4 separate regions of the Homo sapiens genome follow, and all the other regions are linked to region 1. Evidence: chromatin contacts called from ENCODE Hi-C or POLR2A ChIA-PET data. All regions are on one chromosome and are shown on one strand. Each heading gives the region's core, a stretch centred on a gene start or an enhancer-like site at or near the end of the contact. The rest is flanking DNA. Distances are from core to core; before and after follow the strand shown.

Evidence for each region. A loop is a pair of places that touch in the nucleus more often than their neighbours do. ChIA-PET counts read pairs that join two places held with the same protein, here RNA polymerase II (POLR2A). Pooled maps may share reads with other maps.
Region 2: a map of CD8-positive, alpha-beta T cell shows a loop between it and region 1 (16-fold over the local background). The contact joins the promoter of TRNAU1AP here to the promoter of EYA3 in region 1. A Hi-C loop is called at or near these places in 3 of 168 maps with a recorded cell type or tissue (CD4-positive, alpha-beta T cell, CD8-positive, alpha-beta T cell and naive thymus-derived CD4-positive, alpha-beta T cell), 2 of 37 single-sample maps with no recorded cell type and 15 of 50 pooled maps. POLR2A ChIA-PET finds 5 or more read pairs at or near these places in 3 of 52 experiments (A673, T-cell and activated CD4-positive, alpha-beta T cell).
Region 3: a loop to region 1 is called in a map of naive thymus-derived CD4-positive, alpha-beta T cell, with 19 times the contacts of the local background. The contact joins the promoter of IFI6 here to the promoter of EYA3 in region 1. A Hi-C loop is called at or near these places in 1 of 168 maps with a recorded cell type or tissue (naive thymus-derived CD4-positive, alpha-beta T cell) and 7 of 50 pooled maps. POLR2A ChIA-PET finds 5 or more read pairs at or near these places in 4 of 52 experiments (BJ, GM12878, activated naive CD4-positive, alpha-beta T cell and 1 more).
Region 4: a map of natural killer cell shows a loop between it and region 1 (7-fold over the local background). The contact joins the promoter of SNHG3 here to the promoter of EYA3 in region 1. A Hi-C loop is called at or near these places in 4 of 168 maps with a recorded cell type or tissue (OCI-LY7, naive thymus-derived CD4-positive, alpha-beta T cell and natural killer cell), 6 of 37 single-sample maps with no recorded cell type and 13 of 50 pooled maps. POLR2A ChIA-PET finds 5 or more read pairs at or near these places in 10 of 52 experiments (BJ, H1, K562 and 7 more).

The regions. Positions count from the first base shown.
Region 1 is chr1:28,086,090-28,090,999 of GRCh38, forward strand. It overlaps EYA3 (EYA transcriptional coactivator and phosphatase 3), which reads right to left and starts at 2,521. Exons shown (of 18, transcript NM_001990.4): 1 at 2,435-2,521. RefSeq lists enhancers at 2,121-2,180, 2,391-2,460.
Region 2 is chr1:28,551,084-28,555,993 of GRCh38, forward strand. TRNAU1AP (tRNA selenocysteine 1 associated protein 1) reads left to right here and starts at 2,002. Exons shown (of 9, transcript NM_017846.5): 1 at 2,002-2,054; 2 at 2,557-2,654. The coding sequence starts at 2,028. RefSeq lists enhancers at 1,714-2,008, 1,732-1,791 and silencers at 1,942-2,081, 3,014-3,308.
Region 3 is chr1:27,669,464-27,674,373 of GRCh38, forward strand. IFI6 (interferon alpha inducible protein 6) reads right to left here and starts at 2,729. Exons shown (of 5, transcript NM_002038.4): 1 at 2,660-2,729. RefSeq lists an enhancer at 2,761-3,100.
Region 4 is chr1:28,503,707-28,508,616 of GRCh38, forward strand. It overlaps SNHG3 (small nucleolar RNA host gene 3), which reads left to right and starts at 2,237. Exons shown (of 4, transcript NR_036473.1): 1 at 2,237-2,378; 2 at 2,514-2,621; 3 at 4,422-4,454. It overlaps RCC1 (regulator of chromosome condensation 1), which reads left to right and starts at 2,337. Exons shown (of 13, transcript NM_001381865.2): 1 at 2,337-2,378; 2 at 4,422-4,454. It overlaps SNORA73A (small nucleolar RNA, H/ACA box 73A), which reads left to right and starts at 3,659; the gene lies at 3,659-3,865. SNORA73B (small nucleolar RNA, H/ACA box 73B) reads left to right here and starts at 4,852; the gene lies at 4,852-4,910. RefSeq lists enhancers at 3,151-3,445, 3,637-4,402.

The sequences.
Region 1 (4,910 bases), core at 1,271-3,770:
CACTAAATACTATATTGTGCTTTCCAGCCTACAGCTTTAATGGAATTAACACTCGCTACTCTTGAGAGCATGTATAGGACTTCTTGACTTAAAAAAAAATGACCTTGGAAATTAACTGTTTAAGTTGTAATTTCTTTTTTTTTTTTAAGAGAGTCTCACTCTGTTGCCTTGTGGAGCGCAGTGATGTGATCACAGCTCACTGTAACCTCAAAATCTTGGGCTCAAGCAATCCTCCAACCTCAACCTCCTGAGTAGTTGGGACTACAGGCGCACACCACTACACCAAGCTAATTTTGTCTATGTTGCCCAGGTTGGTCTCGAACTCCTGGCCAATCCTCTGGCCTTGGCCTTCCAAAGTGCTGGGGATTATAGGTGTGAACCACCATGCCAGACCTAAACCCTAATTTCTTTATGTTTTGTAAATAAGAGTGCCACTTCTTACTAGTGACAATGGTATATAATCTTTATAACTAGATTTTATTATTTTCTATTGTTTTGAAGACAGAGTGATTTCCCATCATTTTTGGGGTTTAATGTTCTTATCTTAATCTGCATTAATTAAGCTGGCATTCCCATGGCTTAAATGAAGCCCACAAACCTGAAGGTAAGGAAGCAGCTGGAGTAAGCCATACACATTGGGGTTTGTTTTGAAGGATGGAAAATAGGCCAGGTTGGACAGAAGCTAGAGCTAGGTAGTGGGGAGGAGGTACACATAAGAAACTTTCAAAGAGGCTTCACTTAGCAGTTAGATAAGTCCTGAAAGCCAATCAGAAGGGTCCTTCTCCGTGGCTTCTAGGACTAACATGGCCAAGCTCCAAAGTCCTTTGCTAAAAACAGCTGAAGAGAGCCCAATTTTGGAATAAGCCAAGGACTATACACTCTTATATGTATATGTATCATATAATGAAGATTTTTCTATAGCTAATTAGCCAAAAGATAAGCAGGTGCTCAAAGCTGTATTTAAGTTCATACTGAAGTACTACATTTTAAAGCACAATTTATAGATTACAGAAACTGATGACACAAAAACCGCTGCAATCAAGTGCTAGATATACACTATAAACATCGGGAAAAAATAAAGATTACCCAAGCCTATACTCTAGATCACAAAATTTGGGAAAGGGAGCACTAACCATTATTAAATGCAATTCCTTCATGTTATAAATGACTTTAAACCTCTAGGGAAATTTAAGAAAGGTGCCCTAAATCTCAAAATGAGAAAATGATAGTTTTACTACAAAGGTGGAAATGGTAAGGAAAAAAAAATACAAAAGTTAGAAGAATATTCTAAGTAATGTACTTCTAAGTAATGTAATTCTAAGTAAAGTCTGGCTAATGAAGGAAGAGGAAGACAAATAGAAAACTTAATACAGTAAAAATGAAAAAATGCATATGTGCATACTAAGTTTAAAGATTACTTTGAAATTACTATAGTGAACTCTTCAGCAGACCACTTTTCGGAAACAACACAATAAATTCATAAATCTGGGGCTAATGATCTCTCCACAAATTCTGTCCTCTATCATCACAAGTGTCCTGTAAGAAGCGTCCATGCCGAAAACAGAGCTGAACGTCCCAAAATATTGGCGTTTTTGCCTCAGCTGTGCACATCCATTCTCATGGGAACACAAAACTGACAGAACTTCTTCATGACTTGTCAATTAACAAGATCGCGCCAGCCCAACTGCTAGCAGTACCGTGTGCCTGCCACCTGTTAGCTGCTCTTGAGAGAGCCCCAAAACTGAGGTAAAGCGAAGAACTAGGAACGCCTTTGTTGTACCCTAACTATGGAAGCTACCAGAGTTCAGTCTAACCCGGCGCCTTAAGGCAAAACTTCCCCCAGGCTGGGGAAGTCTTCCCATTTCGGGGCTTTGGCAAAGCTCTCCTCTAGCTAAGGACAGGCAGAAGAACCCCAGGAGAAGCACTGTCACCTACTGGTCCCAGGAGGAAGGATCAAAGCTGAAGAAAGTTGGGGGACAAGGAACTAGGACCCTAGGGAGAGGCTCAGTTTCTCGTGGTGAAGAGTGAGCACAATGAGAAGCTGGGCCGTCTCGCTAGGTGAAAGAACGCTGAGATCCCAGATCAGGGGTAGGGGAAAAGAGGTTCTAAAAGAAGGGAGGAGGAGAAAAAAGGAGAGGCAGTGGCTGAGAGAAGCGCTGAGGCGTAAGGCAAGAAACCGAGGTTGGAAAAGGACTGATGAGGCTGAGGAAAAACAGCGAGGCGACAGAGGCACGGAAGCGCGAGAAGGCTAAGCTGAGGTGAATAAGGCGAGGCCAGCGTGAAGGAAAGGGCTGAGGTGAGTGAAGCACTGCAGTGACAAGGGACAGGCGAAGAGACTCCCACCCACAAGGACCGAGGCAGAACTCTAGACCCATCCCCCTTCACGCTGTGCTCGCCCGGCTGCGCTCAGACCCTGTTGGCAGCTGAGACTCACCCAAAGGCTGTAAAAGCCCCACAACAGGACATGGAGATCAGTCCAGACCCACAGTAGAACCAATCGAGCGGAGGAAACCGCGGCGTTAGCGTGACCCGGATGCGCATCGCTAGGAACCGGAAGTAAGCGGCCAGAGTCACCTCACAATCCACACCTCGTTCCACTAGAAACCTCTGGGCGCATGTGTTGAGTCTGACCGGGCGGGGAAGCTTTTAGGCTCCGCCCACTCCGCCGGCCCGGCGAGCCACGCCCATGGCCACGCCCCTCTTAGTGCCTCGGAGACAAGCAGCTTCTGGGTGAGCGCTAGGCAGTCCTGACGGTACTACAGCCTTCACTTTTAAGGAGGTCTTTAAAAATGCGCGTAATCCCTACCTGGCTAAAAGGAACGTAAGAAGTGTTGGGTGCATTTGGTAGATTTAGAAAAACTGGGAAGGAGAATGAGTGGGAAGTTTTGGAAGACATTTGGGAGGCTAGCCCAAGGTGATCTTTTTTTTTTTTTTTTTTTGAGACGGAGTTTCGCTCTTGTTGCCCAGGCTGGAGTGCAATGGCGCGATCTCGGCTCACTGCAACCTCCGCCTCCCGGGTTCAAGCGATCCTCCTGCCTCAGCCTTTCGAGTAGCTGGGATTACAGGCATGTGCCACCACGCCCGGCTAATTTTGTAGTTTTAGTAGAGACGGGGTTTCTCCATGTTGGTCAGGCTGGTCTTGAACTCCCGACCTCAGGTGATCCGCCCGCCTGGGCCTCCCAAAGTGCTGAGATTACAGGCGTGAGCCACCGCGCCCATCCCTTTTTTTTTTTCTTTTTTTGAGACAGAGTCTTGCTCTGTCGCCCAGGCTGGAGTGCAGTGGCGCGATCTCGGCTCACTGCAACCCCCGCCTCCTGGGTTCAAGTGATCCTCCCACCTCAGCCTCCCGAGTAGCTAAGACTACCGGCGCGCACCACCACGCCCGGCTAATTTTTGTATTTTTCGGTAGAGACGGGGTTTCGCCATGTTGCCCAGGCTGGTCTCCAACTCTGGAGCTCGGTTGATCCCTTGGCCTCCCAAAGTGCTGGGATTACAGGCGTGAGCCCCAAGGTGATCTTTTTATCCCCAAATTTAGTTTATTCTTAATATTATATTAGGCTTACAATTCACTTCGTGCACACTGTTTTCGGAAGCAAAATTCTTAAATGTTTCGTTAATTTTAAATTACAACCCAAGTATGGGCTAGAAGCAAGGTTGAATTCAGGCTTTGTGGAGACTTGACGTTTATTCAATTTGGGGGCCCTCTTTAAAATAATCAAGGCCAGGCACAGTGGCTCATGCCTGAAATCCTAGCACTTTGGGACGCCGAGGTCGACCGGTTGCTTGAGCCCCGGAGTTGGAGATCACCTGGGCAACAAAATTAGACCCTGTCTCTACAAAACAAACAAAGCAAAACAACAACAAAAAAAACCCAGAAAAATTAGCCAGGTGTGGTGGCACGCACCTAACTGAGCCCAGGAGGTAGAGGCTGCGGTGAGTTATGATTATGCCACTGCACTCCAGCCTGGGCAACAGAGCGAGACTGTCTAAAAAAAAAAAAAATCCAAAATTACAAATACAATATTAGATATAAAAGTGAACCTTTTATAATGAGAAAAATTACAAACATTTTTATTAGCTCACAAATACCACGAATAACAAAATCCAGAAAAAAAACTATTTTTTCTACATTTTTTGACTGTATATTTGATCACCTCTTCCGATGACAACAATGTACTAAGCAACATCATTTACTAAGATCCTTAACTCCTCTCTCATATCCCACATGTACTCCATCAGCAAGTTCTGCAAGATTTGCCTTCAAAATCTGTCCAGAACCTGACCATTTACTGCCTCCGTTGGTATAAACCAGTCAGTCAGTGACTGTGAGTGCCCTATTTATACTCTTGCCTTCCCACAATCTTTTTTTTTTTTTTTTTTTCAGACAGAGCCTCCCTCTGTCACCCAGGCTGGAGTGTACTGGCCTGATCTTGGCTCAGTGCAACCTCTGCCTCCTGGGTTCTCCTGCCTCAGCCTCCTGAATAGCTGGGATTACAGGGGCCCGCCAGCACGCGCGGCTAATTGTTATATTTTTAGTAGAGACGGGGTTTTGCCATGTTGGCCAGACTGGTCTTGAACTCCTGGCCTCAAGTGATCCACCCGCCTCAGCCTCCCAAAGTGCTGGGATTACAGGTGTGAGCCTCCACGCCCGGCCCCCACAATCTATTAATATAGTAGCAATGGGCTCCTGTTAAAACCCTAATTAGATCATATCCTTCCTCCAATGCATTCCTATTTCAGAGTAAAAACCAAAATCCTTACATTGGTCTACAGGACCCTCAAGATTTGACACCTCCAGTACAGCTCTGCTCTAACCTCAACTCCTACTCCTTCTGTCATCCTTCCCCTTAAAGCACATTGGCCTCTGCCATTCCTCAAAACTACAGGTAGGCCCAGGGCCTTTGTGCTTT
Region 2 (4,910 bases), core at 752-3,251, 460 kb after region 1:
CCAAATTATCCAACCAAGGTTGTGGAATGTCTCATCTCAGGAAGAAATGCTGAAAACTTCATTTACAGCCTTGTTGCTGACAGCCAAACTACCAGGTAGCCCAGTACTAAAGATAATCATTGGCTGGGCGCGATGGGTGGCTCACGCCTGTAATCCCAGCACTTTGGGAGGCCGAGGTGGGTGGATCACCTCAGGTCAGGAGTTCGAGACCAGCCTGACCAACATGGTGAAACCCCGTCTCTACTGAAAATACAAAAATTAGCTGTGCCTGGTGGTGGGCGCCTGTAATCCCAGCTACTCAGGAGGTGAAGCAGGAGAATAGCTAGAACCCAGGAGGCTAGATTCTAGCTATTCTGAGCCGAGATTGTGCCATTGCACTCCAGCCTGGGCGACAAAGGAAGACTCCGTCTCAAAAAAAAAAAAAAAGATAATCATTACAACAGGATATGCTGACCTTCATACCCCACCCTCATGAGCTTTGTCCTGCCCAGCCTGTAAACCCTACACTTGATATCACTTTCCGTGCTTTGCCCAATAAAACATCTCAACCAGCTCTTTTCGGAGAGTCAGGGAATTCTCGCTCTCTTGTGCTGCCTCCCTTATACCCAGGCATAAGCTCCAATGAAGACTTGTCTGGGAAAACTTTTTTGGCCTCATGTTAATTTCTGTTGGATTGAGAGCCTAAGAACCCCTGGTAACAATAGGGAGGTAGTGGAACCGGGTTGTCCGGAGGGATATTTTCACTTTTTTGGATGCACTTGTATCTGCAGTTTTTTACAACGAGCATATATTAATGTTGTAATTATGTGTGTGTTTGTGTGTGTGTGTACGTGTGTATGTTTTTTGTTTTTTGTTTTTTTTTTAATTTGAGACAGAGTCTCACTCTGTCGCCCAGGCTGGAGTGCAGTGGCGCGATCTCGGCTCACTGCAGCCTCTGCCTCCCGGGTTCAAGTGATTATCCTGTCTCAGCCACCTGAGTAGCTGGGACTACAAGTGCACACCATCATACCCGGCTAATTTCTGTATTTTTAGTAGAGACGGGGTTTCACCATGTTGGCCAGGATGGTCTCGATCTCCTGACCTCGTGATCTGCCCACCTCGGCCTCCCAAAGTGTTGGGATTACAGGCGTGAGCCACCGCGCCCGGCCTTGTTTGTTTTCTAAATATGTAAAGTCAGAAATTAACCCAAGTAACGAGCATACATATATATGTGTGTGTGTGTGTGTATATATGTATATATATGTGTATGTGTGTATATATGTGTATATGTGTATTATGTGTGTATATGTGTATATATGTGTATATATATGTGTATGTGTGTGTGTGTGTGTATGTATATATATGGAGTCTTGCTCTGTCACCAGGCTGCGGTGCAATGGCGCTATCTCGGCTCACTGCAACTTCTGCCCCCTGGGTTTAAGCGATTCTCCTGCCTCAGTCTCCCGAGTAGCTGCGACTACCAGCGCTCGCCACCACGCCCGCTAATTTTCGTACTTTTAGTAGAGAGGGGGTTTCCCCCTGTTGGCGAGGATGGTCTCGATTTCTTCACCTCGTGATCCGCCCGCCTCGGCCTCCTCAAGTGCTGGGATTACAGGCGTGAGCCACCGTGCCCAGCCCTAACGAGCATATATTAATGTTGTAATTATATGTGTCTGTGTGTGTGTGGTTTTGTTTTCTATATAAAGTCAGACGAGTGTGTGTGTGTAGTTTTGTTTGTTTTCTAAATATATAAAGTCAGAAATAAACCCAAGTAACCCAGCCGCCTGGGCCAGGTGGTATCTGGCCCGCCCCATTCCAGCCTGAACTCCGCCCACCGCGATCCGGAAGCCTAGCGCCCAGTGGGTTGCAGGAAAAACCCGGAGCTGAACACACTGCCCGACCCGGGCCGCTGCGCTCGGGAGCCTGCGCAGAAGCCGTCGGAGGCGCATGCTCTGTAGCGGTCTCCGCAGCCAGGATTGGCGCCCGCGCGGGCCTTCGAGCCCCGCCCGCAGAGCCCCGCCCGCAAAGCCCCACCCCGGTGCGCGGGTATGGCGGCCAGCCTGTGGATGGGCGACGTGAGTGAGGGCAGCCGTCCGGGGTCTGAAGACAAGGAAGCATCTCGGTTTCGCGAGAGAGGAAGGATCTGAGTGGGAGGGGACTTGGGATCCCAGAAAGGGGAGACGTGTGACGGGGGTTCTTTTTGGTGACACAGAAGCGGGTTCCAGCATCTAAGTGAAGAGGCTGAGTCCGTGAGGCTAGGGGTCCTGGGGCCCCACCTGGGTTCGTGGGAGGGAAAGGTGGTGCTTTGGGGACATAGAATGGGAGCAATCCAAGGACTGAGGCGCGCTGTTCTGGGACCGGAGGAGTGGGGTTTCTAGGTCCAAGGGGAGGCTCCCTAAAGCGGGGCAAGCTTGAACCAAAAGAGCTGGGGTTTCAGGCCGCTCAGTGGAGGCGAACCTCGCCCCTCGCTCCCCCAGCGGCGCGTAGCCAGCCCTGGGCTGAACGGGAGGGGCTCTGGAACCCGGAGTGGGAAGCCCGGCCGCCGGCCTGAGCCGCTGTGCTCTTGTTTTTACGCAGCTGGAACCCTACATGGATGAGAACTTCATCTCCAGAGCCTTTGCCACCATGGGGGAGACCGTAATGAGCGTCAAAATTATCCGAAACCGCCTCACTGGGTAAGTCTCATCTCAGGTCTCTCTTAATACATCTCGTTGCAGCTGTCATGTACGAGAATGTAAACATCGTAGTCATGGCTTCTCACTACCCCTAGTAATAGTCACTGTAAAATTATAACAGCTAACATTTTGAGGTCCCAATGAGTGGAAGGATGGCATGTAGCTTAAGGGTAGGACTTGCCAGGCGTTGTGACTCACACCTGTAATCCCAGCACTTTGGGAGGCTGAGGTGGGTGGATCACCTGAGGTCAGGAGTTTGAGACCAGCCTGGCCAACATGGTGAAACCCCGTCTCTACTAAAAATACAAAAATTAGCCGGGTGTGGTGGCAGGCACCTGTAACCCCAGCTACTCCGGAGGCTGAGGCATGAGAATCACTTGAACCCGGGAGGCGAAGGTTGCAGTGAGCTGAGATCGTGCCACTGTACTTCAGCTTGGACAACAAGAGCAAAACAATGTCTCAAAAAAAAAAAAAACAAAAAAACAAAAAACGCAGGACTCAAGCGAGACTGGGTTTGAAAGCTATTTCTACTCTATGACCTTGGGTAAGTTACTTAACTGCTCTGTCTCATTCACTTTGAGTATAAAAATGGAAATAACAGCACCTACCTCCTAGAGTTATGGTGAGGATTAAATGAGTTAATTCACATTCATCATTAGGACAGTGTATGGCATATAGCATATGCTCAGTAAGTATAGTCAGATTACGATCTGCTGAGTAATAAGCAGTTTACATCCATTATCTCCTTAAAACCTCAGAAACTTCTGAGGTAGGTAAATACTATTATGAAGAGGCTTAATAACTTGAAGAGTTACAATAAATAGCCGGGCGCAGTGGCTCTCGCCTGTAATCCTAGCACTTTGGGAGGCCGAGGCAGGCCGGATCACGAGGTCAGGAGATTGAGACCATCCTGGCTAACACGGTGAAACCCCATCTCTACTAAAAATACAAAAAAAATTAGCTGGGCATGGTGGCGGGCACTTGTAGTCTCAGCTACTTGGGGGGCTGAGGCAGGAGAATGGCGTGAACCCAGGAGGCGGAGCTTGCAGTGAGCCGAGATCGCTCCACTCCACTCCAGCCTGGGCGACAGCTGAGACTCTGTCTCAAAAAAAAAAAAAAAGAGTTATAATAAATAACAAGTCAGGACTTGAATTCGAGTCTATCCTGAAAGCTCATGAGGGCCCTTAACTCTTATGCCATTCATTTAAAAAATTGTGGAGGATGGGTGCGGTGCCTCATGCCTGTAATCCCAGCACTTCGGGAGGCGAGAAGGGTGGATCACCTGAGGTCAGGAGTTGGAGACCAGCCTGACCAACATGGAGAAACCCTGTCTCTACCAAAAATTAGCCAGGCGTGGTGGTGCATGCCTGTAATCCCAGCTACCTGGGAGGCTGAGGCAGGAGAATCGCTTGAACTTGGGAGGCAGAGGTTGTAGTGAGCCGAGATCGCGCCATTGCACTCCAGCCTGGGCAATAAGAGCGAAACTCCATCTCAAAAAAAAAAAAAAAATTATCTGTGGAGATACTACTGTGTTCTACTGTTATACATTCCTGGCTGAAATAATCCAGATATAGCCCCTGCTCATGGAGTTTACTACATTCTAGTGGGGAATGAGACAATAAATAAGTAAACATAACCAAATGCGTATTTTCAGATAGAGGTTCTCTATTGCCTCCATGTTCTTCTTTCTCTTTGAGGTCTTAGTTTTCCTTAGGGAATTATCAATTTGTCAGTGTTTATCAAGCAGCTACTCTTTTCCTTTTTTTTTTTTTTTTGAGACGGAGTCTCGCTCTGTCACTACCCAGGTTGGAGTGCAGTGGCGCGATCTTGGCTCACTGAAAGCTCCGCCTCCTGGGTTCACGCCATTCTCCAAGCAGCCACTCTTTTCTCGGTACTCTACTACATGTGGCTTGCTAAAACATCAAATGGTTTAAAAATAGAGATGAGACATTTGAAAGATACTTTGTGTATTCAGAACCCCATTACCTAGGAAAAGGTTTTTCTGACTGGTAGATCGTGCCCACCTAAATATTTCTCTTCTTGCTCTTCTAAGCAGAAAACCCCAGATAATCAGCTACTGGTATGAAAATTCATTCTGTAACCTTTCTCATTTTTTTTTCTTTTTTTTTTTTTTGAGACGGAGTCTTGCTCTGTGGCCCAGGCTGGTGTGCAGTGGCACGATCTCGGCTCACTGCAAGCTCCACCTCCTGGGTTCAAGCCATTCTCCTGCCTCAGCCTCCCAAGTAGCTGGGACTA
Region 3 (4,910 bases), core at 1,479-3,978, 420 kb before region 1:
ACCCAGGATCCCTCTCAGGAGCCTCGGGAATCCGTTTCCTCTCCGCATCAGTGGCAGAGATGTCCCTGCCCCAACCGGTGGGTGTGCGGATTCTGTGCGGATTCGCACGGTGTTTGGCACGTGGTAAGCTCCGCAGATGTCAATATCATGACTGTGGTTGTTCCTGGCCTTGTACCCAAGTGACCTTGGGCAGGATACTAGGGTACTTTGCTTCTCTGGGCTTCAGTTTGTTTATTTCTAAAATTGGGGTATTAATAGAGTCTATTTCAGAGGGTACTTGTTAATTTAATAACTGTTCCACGCTGTATCCCCGGCACTTTGAACAGTGCCTGACGCATAGAATTTGCTTTAAAAAAATTTTTAAGACAAACTCATTCTTACAATGCATTGAATATCTACTGGCACCAAACGTTGGCCTCACATCAACTTAATTTTTTTTTCAGAAAGAAAGCACAGAAGGGTGTGTGGAAAAAGAAACTCAGTTTCCCTCACCGTACGAGAGGCTTCTGACAGCAGAAGTGTGGGGGTTTCTCCCCACCAGCAAGCAAACAATCAGTCCTCTGGTGAACACCAGCTGAGGGTCCCCAAATTCAATTCTGACACCACTATGGGTAGATAGTGGCCGATCCCACATGTTGAGGGTTCAGTCCCCCAGACTGCCAATCGAAAGCCCTAGGTTGTTTTACCTGTGTTTCTGACTGACTATAAACTGGGGTTCCCACAATTCCCTCCTGCAGTTTTACTAATTTGCTAGAGCAGCTCACAGAACTCAGGGAAACACTTTACTTACATATACTGGTTTCTTTCTTTAAAAAAAAAAAATTGATCTTGTTGTTGTTTTGAGACAGGGTCTCACTCTATTGCTCAGGCTGGAGTGCAGTGGCCCCATCTCAGCTCACTGAGACCTTCGCCTCCCAGGCTCAAGTGATCCTCCCACCTCAGCCTCCAGCATAGCTGGGACTACAGGTATGCACCACCACGCCCAACTAATTTTTTTTTTTTTTTTTGAGATGGGGTTTCACCATGTTGCCCAGGCTGATCTTGAACTCCTGAACTCACGCAATCTGCCTGCCTCAGCCTCCCAAAGTGCTGAGATTACAGGCATCAGCCACCATACCCAGCTACATTTACTGGTTCCTTATGGATATTACAAATGCTCCGGATGAAGAGATGCATAGGGCAAGGTATGGGAGAAAGGGCATGGAGTTTCCATTCCTCTCCAGAAGCACCACCCACTGGAGACCTCCTTGTATTCGGCTATCTGGAAGCTTGTCAAACCCTGTCCTTTTGTGTTTTTATGGAGGCTTCATTACATAGGCATGACTGATTAAATCACTGCCCATTGGTAATCAGCTTAACCTTCAGCCCCTCTCCCCTCCCCAGAGGAAATGCCAGCCATCAGTCAACTTATTAGACAGTTATCACTCAAAAGATATTTATCACTTTGAAGATTCCAAGGATTTTAGGAGTTGTATGCCAGGAACTGGGGGATGAAAAAATATATTTTACAATATCACAAGGGATAAAGGTCACACAGCAAATTGTGCAACATGGGTACACATTCAAGACAGTCAGAATTCATGAACCTATGCTCTTTCCTTTATACCACAAAACTGGAAAATGCATATGCCCTCAGACTCACCTCTAATATGATCTTTGTCAGATCAATGCTATTTTCTTAAGTTAAAAAGAAAAACAAGAAACTCCTCTCATGTATTGAGTACTTAGCACTTTATGGCACGCAGTCCACTTGTACCTATAACAACACCACGAAGTAGGTACCATTGTTATCAACCACATGTTATAGATAAGGAAACTGAAGCTCAGAGAGGTTAAGTAATATTCCCAAGGCTGCCTAGCCAGGTCATGGCAAAGTCAGGGTTTAAACCCACAATTGGCTAATACCCAAGCCCACATTTTTTTTTTTTTTTTTTTGAGATGGAGTCTTTCTCTGTCGCCCAGGCTGGAGTGCAGTGGCGCAATCTCATCTCACTGCAAGCTCCACCTCCCAGGTTCATGCCATTCTCCTGCCTGCCTCAGCCTCCCGAGTAGCTGAGACTACAGGCGCCCACCACCAAGCCCGGCTAATTTTTTTTGTATTTTTAGTAGAGACAGGGTTTCACTGTGTTAGCCAGGATGGTCTCGATCTCCTGACCTCGTGATCCGTGGGTCTCGGCCTCCCAAAGTGCTGGGATTACAGGCGTGAACCACCACGCCCGGCCACCAAGCCCACATTTTTAACAACCACTCCAGATGGCTTCATCTATCCTTAAAGATGAACTCACTGTCACATTGGATCCTATAATAAAGGGGATTCTAAAATCATCCAGTCCTTTGAGCAGCAAAGGCAACTTAACTTTCCTTTTACAGAGGAAGTAATTAAGGCTCCAAGAGGTGACAGTGTTAAGGCCACAGATCGCTGATATTGCACCTGTAAGCTGGGTCTCATGCCACTTGGGGTTTTGCATCCCATCTCCCTAAAAATCTCCAACCCATCCTCTTAGACAAGTCCCAGCCCAGAGCACTAAAAGGGACCCAGGAGTGCTGCCTCCCAGGAGAAGGGGCCTCCTGGCTCTCAGAACATGAGATTTACAGGCAGACAGGCAGCCTGGCAGAGGGTGGCAGCTTGATGCCCACACTTCATAGCTCCTGAGTTTACCTTGGAGGAGAGAAGAGAAGCAATCTTCAGCCCGGAGCCTGCTGATAGATGGGCACAGCAGCGAGTAAACGGTTCTCCGGCTGAAGGCTGGCTTTTTATCATCACTTGTGGATCCTCCCACGTCTCACCCTAGGCAGCCAATCCCTGTCGGAGTTTCTATTTCTGCACTCTGCAGTTTCATTTTCCCCTCTCTCCCAGCTCCTGCACTCTGCAGAGTTTCATTTTCCCCTCTCTCCCAGCTCCGCCCAGCGGGAACATTTGTGTGCTGCCTGCTGGCAGAAAAATGCACTTCAAGCTGAGGACTTTTGGAGCCGCTAAGGGTATTCAAAGCATGTCACACTATGATGAGAGCCACGGCCATACTGGGCTTAGTGAAGCCTGATCACCAGCTCCCCCTGGGGCACACAGGCCTTTCACCATTCAGTCCAATTAGTAAACAACACCTATCATTTATTGAGCACTTGCTGCATGCCAGGGTCTGTGCAAAGTGCTCTATTTACATGATCTTTTTCCAATCCCACAGTAGTCATGTGACATACCATATGCTGTTTATAAACCCCCAGAACTTTGGAAATTAAGTCACTTTGTTCCATTGTTCTCTCAGGCTGGCTGCTTCTGGGTCATGGGCATATGGTAAGACCAGTGAAGCCTGTGTTCATGTGGCCATCATGATAGATCTTGAGTTTCAAGATGGGTCCCCTGGCCCTAGGTAATGAACTGAGCATTCTTTAAAGCCTTTGGATGGTGATGCTTGAAGTGCTATGGGTCAGAAATGCAACCTCTATTTGGAGAACATAGAAATTCCAGTAAGGATGAATCATTGCCTTCTCCCAAGTGGAAGGGGTCTGAAATAATTGACCTGCCACCAGATGGCTGGCTATTCTCATTGAGAAATTTTGCCATATTGCTACCTGCTGCTGGCAGATTGGCTATATTTTGGCAATTGCCAGATCAGTTTTGGTGAGAGGGAGCCCAAGTTGTTGGACTCATTTCTAACCCCCATCCTTACCACCTTGGACACTCATAGGTCTATTGCAAGGCAATAGTGAGGCTAAGTTTAGAGGCTGGCTGACATCCACAGGATGGGACATCCTGGCCATTGGGCTGTAGAGCCTCCTCTGCAGCAGATGATCTCTGGTCAGCATTAACATGAGACATAGAGATCCAGGTGCTTTATGCCCATTCAGAGTTCATTCTTATGCCCCTAACCCACACCTGCTTATTCCCAATCTTCCAATCTTGTTCCATCCATGCCTTTGACCAACCAGCCAAGCCATTTGCCTCTTATTAGGAATTGGTGTATGTCTGTACTTCAGTCCATCTCTCTCTCTCTCTCTCTGCATACAGAGGGAACAACACGGTATACTGCTCCTAGTTCTGCCCCCTGGGAGGATTCACTATTATTCAGTGCCACCCCCAAATGGGGCTGTAATAGAGTGGTCCGTTTCCAGCTGATACCAAAATATTATACTGACTTATCTGTGAATTGAGTTTGACTCCTTTCCTCCATTATCTGTTGGTTGCTGGGAACACTCCATGAGGCCATATATATGGGTCAAAGAGAAAACCCAGAGAAACAGAGTTGGGCGCCACAGGACTCTGAGCTCCCTGTTTATTTAATTTACTCAAGCCTTTTAGACCCCTTTGCTCAGCCTTGAATATACCATTTCCATCATATATTTTTTGTTTTGTTTTGTTCTTTGTTTTTTGTTGTTTTTGTTTTTGTTTTTGAGACAGTCTTGCACTGTTCCCCAGGCTGGAGTGCAGTGGTGTGATCTTGGTTTACTGCAACCTCTGCCTCCTGGGTTCAAGCGATTCTCCTGCCTCAGCCTCCCAAGTAGCTGGGATTACAGGTGCGCGCCACCATGCCCGGCTAATGTTTTTTGTATTTTTAGTAGAGATGGGGTTTTGCCATGTTGGCCAGGCTGGTCTTGAACTCCTGACCTCAGGTGATCCACCCACCTCTACCTCCCAAAGTGCTGAGATTACAGGTGTGAGCTGCTGTGCCTGGCCTCTTTGTTGTTTTGTCGGTTGGTTGGTTGGTTTGTTAGAGACAGGGTCTCACTCTGTTGCCGGGGCTGGAGTGCAGTGGTACAATCATAGCTTACCGCAGCCTTGACTTCCTAGGCTCAAGAAATCCTCCCAACTCACCCTCCCAAGTATCTGGGACTATAGGCATGTGCCACCACACCCAGCTAATTTTTATATTTCTTTTAGAGATGGAGGTCTCACTACATTGCCCATGCTAGTC
Region 4 (4,910 bases), core at 987-3,486, 420 kb after region 1:
AGGCCGAGGCAGGTGGATCATGAGGTCAGGGGTTCAAGACCAGCCTGACCAACATGCTGAAAACCCGTCTCTACTAAAAATACAAAAATTAGCTGGGCATGGTGGCGGGCGCCTGTAATCCCAGCTACTCAGGAGGCTGAGGCAGGAGAATTGCTTGAACCTGAGAGGCGGAGGTTGCAGTGAGCCGAGATCGCACCACTACACTCCAGCCTGGGGGACAGAGTGAGACTTCATCTAAAAAAAAAAAAAAATTTGTAGGCCGGGCACGGTGGCTCATGCCTGTAATCCCAGCACTTTGGGAGGTCAAGGCGGGCAGATCACGTGGTCAGGAGTTCAAGACCACCCTGGCCAATATGGTGAAACCCCGTCTCTACTGAAAATACAAAAATTGGTGGGGCATGGTGACACTTGCTTGCAGTCCCAGCTACTCGGGAGGCTGAGGCAGGAGAATTGCTTGAACCCAGGAGGCAGAGAATGCAGTGAGCCAAGATCGAGCCACTGCACTCCAGCCTGGGCAACAGAGCAAGACTCCATCTCAAAAAAAAAAAAAAAAAGAATTGCTGCGATAGTAAATAATGTACGTAATAAAGCATTCAGAACAAAATCTAATATGTAGGAGGAACACCATAAACGTTACTACTCAAGATAGCCCAGCTGTGATAGCTCTGTCTCTCTAGCCAACGTTTTTCCACCTTACACCACACTAAAAATTCCATCATATTTGCAACATTTCTTATGTATATATATCGTAAGCATTCTTTACTTGCCTACTTCATATTCAGAGGGTTTTGTGTGTGGTAAAATATACATAAAACTTGCCATTTTTAACTAGTTTAAAATGTATAGGGGGCCAGGTGTGGTGGCTCAGGCCTGTAATCCCAGTACTTTGGGAGGCCAAGGCGGGCATCACTTGAGGTGAGGAGTTCGAGAGCAGCCTGGCCAACATGGTGAAACCCGGTCTCTACTAAAAATACAAAAATTAGCCGGGCATGGTGGCATGCCTATAGTCCCAGCTACTCGGGAGGCTGAGGCAGGAGAACTGGTTGAACCTGGGAGGTGGAGGTTGCAGTGAGCCGAGATCACACCACTTCCTTCCAGCCTGGGCGACAGAGCGAGACTCCGTCTCAAAAAAAAAAAAAAAAAAAAAGTCCAGGTGCGCTGGCTCATGCCTGTAATCTCAGCACTTTGGAGGCCGAGGCGGGTGGATTGCTTGAGGTCAGGAGTTCGAGACCAGCCTGGCCAAGATGGTGAAACCCCGTCTTGCTAAAAATACAAAAATTAGCCAGGCACGGTGGCGGGCGCCTGTAATCCCAGCTACTGGGGAGGCCGAGGCAGGAGAATCGCTTGAACCCGGGAGGCCGGGGTTGCAGTGAGCCGAGACCGCGCCATTCCACTCTAGCCTGGGTGACAGAGCAAAACTCCATCTCGAAAAAAAAAGAAAGAGTATAGGGCAGTGCTTTTAATTACATTCATTCACACTGTTGTGCAATGGAGTTTTTTATTTTTTATTTTTATTTATTTTTATCCGGGCCAGGCCTGGAGTTTTTAAACTTTTATCTGATTCGTCTAGGGGCACTTTCATCTTATTTACCTTCACATTTATCAAATTATTTCTTTCACAGGTGACAGAGCAGATTCAATTCCTTTTGATACTCCGTATTTCTCTATATGTATTTTTTTCATTCTGCATTCTTATTATTCCAACGTTTTACTTATTTATTTGGAGAGAGAGTTTCGCTCTGTCGACCAGGATGGAGTGCATCGGCGCGATCTCGGCTCACTGCAACCACCGCCTCCCAGGTTCAAACGATTCTCATGCTTCAGCCTCCCGAGTAGCTGGGACTGGAGGTGCGCGGCACCATGCCTGGCTTATGTTCTGTATTTTTTGTAGAGACGGGGTTTCGCCATGATGCCCAGGCCGGTCTCGAACTCCTGGCCTCAAGCGATCCGCCCCTCACGGCCTTCAGAGCTGCTGTAATCACAGGCGTGAGCCACCGCGTTCGACTCTTCCAAAAACTTTTTGGCCAGTTTATCTAAGGGCATATCCTACAGACTGAGTCCAGTGATTGCACAGAAGTAAACGTCCTCTGCAGCTACATACCTACAAACCTATTTCTGTAACGTACATTCCCCAGCAAGGTCCCGCGGGAAGGATCCACTACCGCGAGAGGCCTCCCAGCCAGGAAGGGGTGGGGCTCAATCTGCAGTAGATTCCCAGAAGCCTCAGTGAGTTTCTGATTCTCTAACTGCGCATGCTTCTGCGCACGCGCAATAGACATTCCAGGACTTCCGGGCACTTCGTAAGGTTTAAAAAGGATGCTTCGCGTTTTCTCTCTCCTTTTTGGAGACAGATTCGCAGTGGTCGCTTCTTCTCCTTGGTAAGTGTGATCCTTGGTAAGTGTGATCAGATGCTTGCCACCGGAGTTGTGGGTCTAATGCTATAGATCAGTAGCCGAGCTTCCCTAGGAAGATCATATAGTATTTTATTTATTTACTTTTTTTTTTTTTTTGAGACGGAGTCGGTTTGTCACTCAGGCTGGACTGCAGTGCTCGTTGCAACCTCCGCCTGCCGGGTTCAAGCGATTCTCGTGCCTCAGCCTCTCCAGCAGCTGGGATTACAGGCACGTGCCACCACGCCCGGCCAATTTTTGTATTCTTAGTGGAGACGGGGTTTCGCTATGTTGGTCAGGCTGGTTTTGAACTCCTGATTTCCGGTGATCCACCACCCTCGGCCTTCCAAAGTGCTGGGATTACAGGCGTGAGCCACCGCGCCTGGCCGGAAATCATGTAATTTAAAACTATATATGGGTGTCTTAGGCGGCATCGGTCCCAACTCTAAAGTACGCGTTAGACGGGCCTGGGCCAGAAGTGGGCCATGGAGACCTCGGGACCCGCAGGGCTGCCGCCCGACCCAGCGAGCCTCTGAAGGTGCACCGCCACCCCCACTGTTTATCTTACTGCCTCATAGTAGGCACATTGTCGTTCTCAATATAATTGCACACAGTTTTATTCTGGATCCTCATTTGCCTTTAAGAATTTTCTCAATTTTTCTTTTTATTTGATCGCACCACTGCAACCTCCGCCTGCTGGGCTCAAGCAATTCTCCTGCCGCAGCCTCCCGAGTAGCTGGGACTACAGGCGTGTACCACCGCGCCTGGCTTATTTTTGTATTTTTAGTAGAGACGGGATTTCACCATGTTGGCCAGGCTGGTCTCCAACGCCTGACCTTGTGGTCCGCCACGCCAGGCCGAAGATTTTCATAATTTGGAAGCATTGCGTTTCGTAATTATGCTTTCTCGTATTTTTGTGATTTGGGTCATTTTTATTTTTATATTTTTAGGATTACAGGCGTGAGCCATCGTGCCTGGCCGATTTGGGGGTAATTAACAAGTCCACGTGTTTCATTTGAATTTAGGATAGCTGGGCCTAATTGTTGTCTTTGCTTCTGCGGTACCTTCCACATAGTACTAACCGCCTATTGTAAAGTAATTAGAATAGCTGAATATGCATGTTACCAGTCTAGAAACCGATTTTTTTTTAACACCCCACTGTGGACAGGGTGGAAACTCGTTTGCTTTCTTGTTTAAGATCTGTAGTAACATGAATGGATGAAATTGTTTCCTATTGGATTCTGTAAATTTATGCGTTACACTGATTGTCCAACGTGGATACACCCGGGAGGTCACTCTCCCCGGGCTCTGTCCAAGTGGCGTAGGGGAGCATAGGGCTCTGCCCCATGATGTACAAGTCCCTTTCCACAACGTTGGAAATAAAGCTGGGCCTCGTGTCTGCGCCTGCATATTCCTACAGCTTCCCAGAGTCCTGTCGACAATTACTGGGGAGACAAACCATGCAGGAAACAGCCTTCTAGAGCACTGAATCTGGATTGAAGTCTTTTTTTTTTTTTTTTTTTTTGGAGATGGAGTCGCTCTGTTGCCCAGGCTGGAGTGCAGTGGCGCACTCCATTGCCTCTGCCTCCCGGGTTCAAGTGATTATGCTAAGTGATTCTCCTGCCTTGGCCTCCTGAGTAGCTGGGATTACAGGCCCCCGCCACCACGCCAGGCTAATTTTTGTATTTTTAGTAAAGACAGGGTTTCACCATGTTGGTCAGGCTGGTCTCAAACTCCTGACCTTGTGATCCGCCAGCCTCTGGCCTCCCAAAATGTTGGGATTACAGGCGTGAGCCACCACACCTGGCTGGATTGAAGTCTTAATACATGTTTAAGAAAAATTGGCTAAAAAGTAGCCAGGCATGATGATAGGTAGCTGGAGGAAGGAGAATCGCTGGAGCCCAGGAGTGACCTATACTCAAACCTATACTCCAGTGCCACTGTACTCCAACCCCAGGCGATAGCATGAGGCCCCTCGTTGAAAAAGTTTAGGGTTTTGCTGTACTAATAGATTAATATCTTGTTTTGCAGGATTTGTTAAGGATTCCAAGTAACTCTTATTTGGTGAGTAAATCTGCTAATTGTTTTTTGCTTATCAGCTCTTTGTCAATGATTTCTGTAATGGAAATAGGATTGAAGAGACTTTTATTCTAGTTGGTCAGGATTTACCTCTGAGGCATTTAATCATTCTCAGAGCAATAGCCAAATATCGACTTTGCTGCATTTTTGTAGGCATGTTGACATAACTTCAACATATGCTCTGTTCTGTAAAAATTGCTTTTTTTAGTCAGCTCATTAAAAGTGCAAAGTAGTAAAAGCTGCCCTAGTGAACTGTAGGAAGCCTAATTGGCTTTATCTACATGTGTAGCCTGAGCTGAGAAAGATACTAGCCCTTGAAAATACTGTGGGTGATTAGCAATATTGGATTTGTCGGTTACTCCAATTCCTCACTAATGAGCATTCCAACGTGGATACCCTGGGAGGTCACTCTCCCCAGGCTCTGTCCAAGTGGCATAGGGG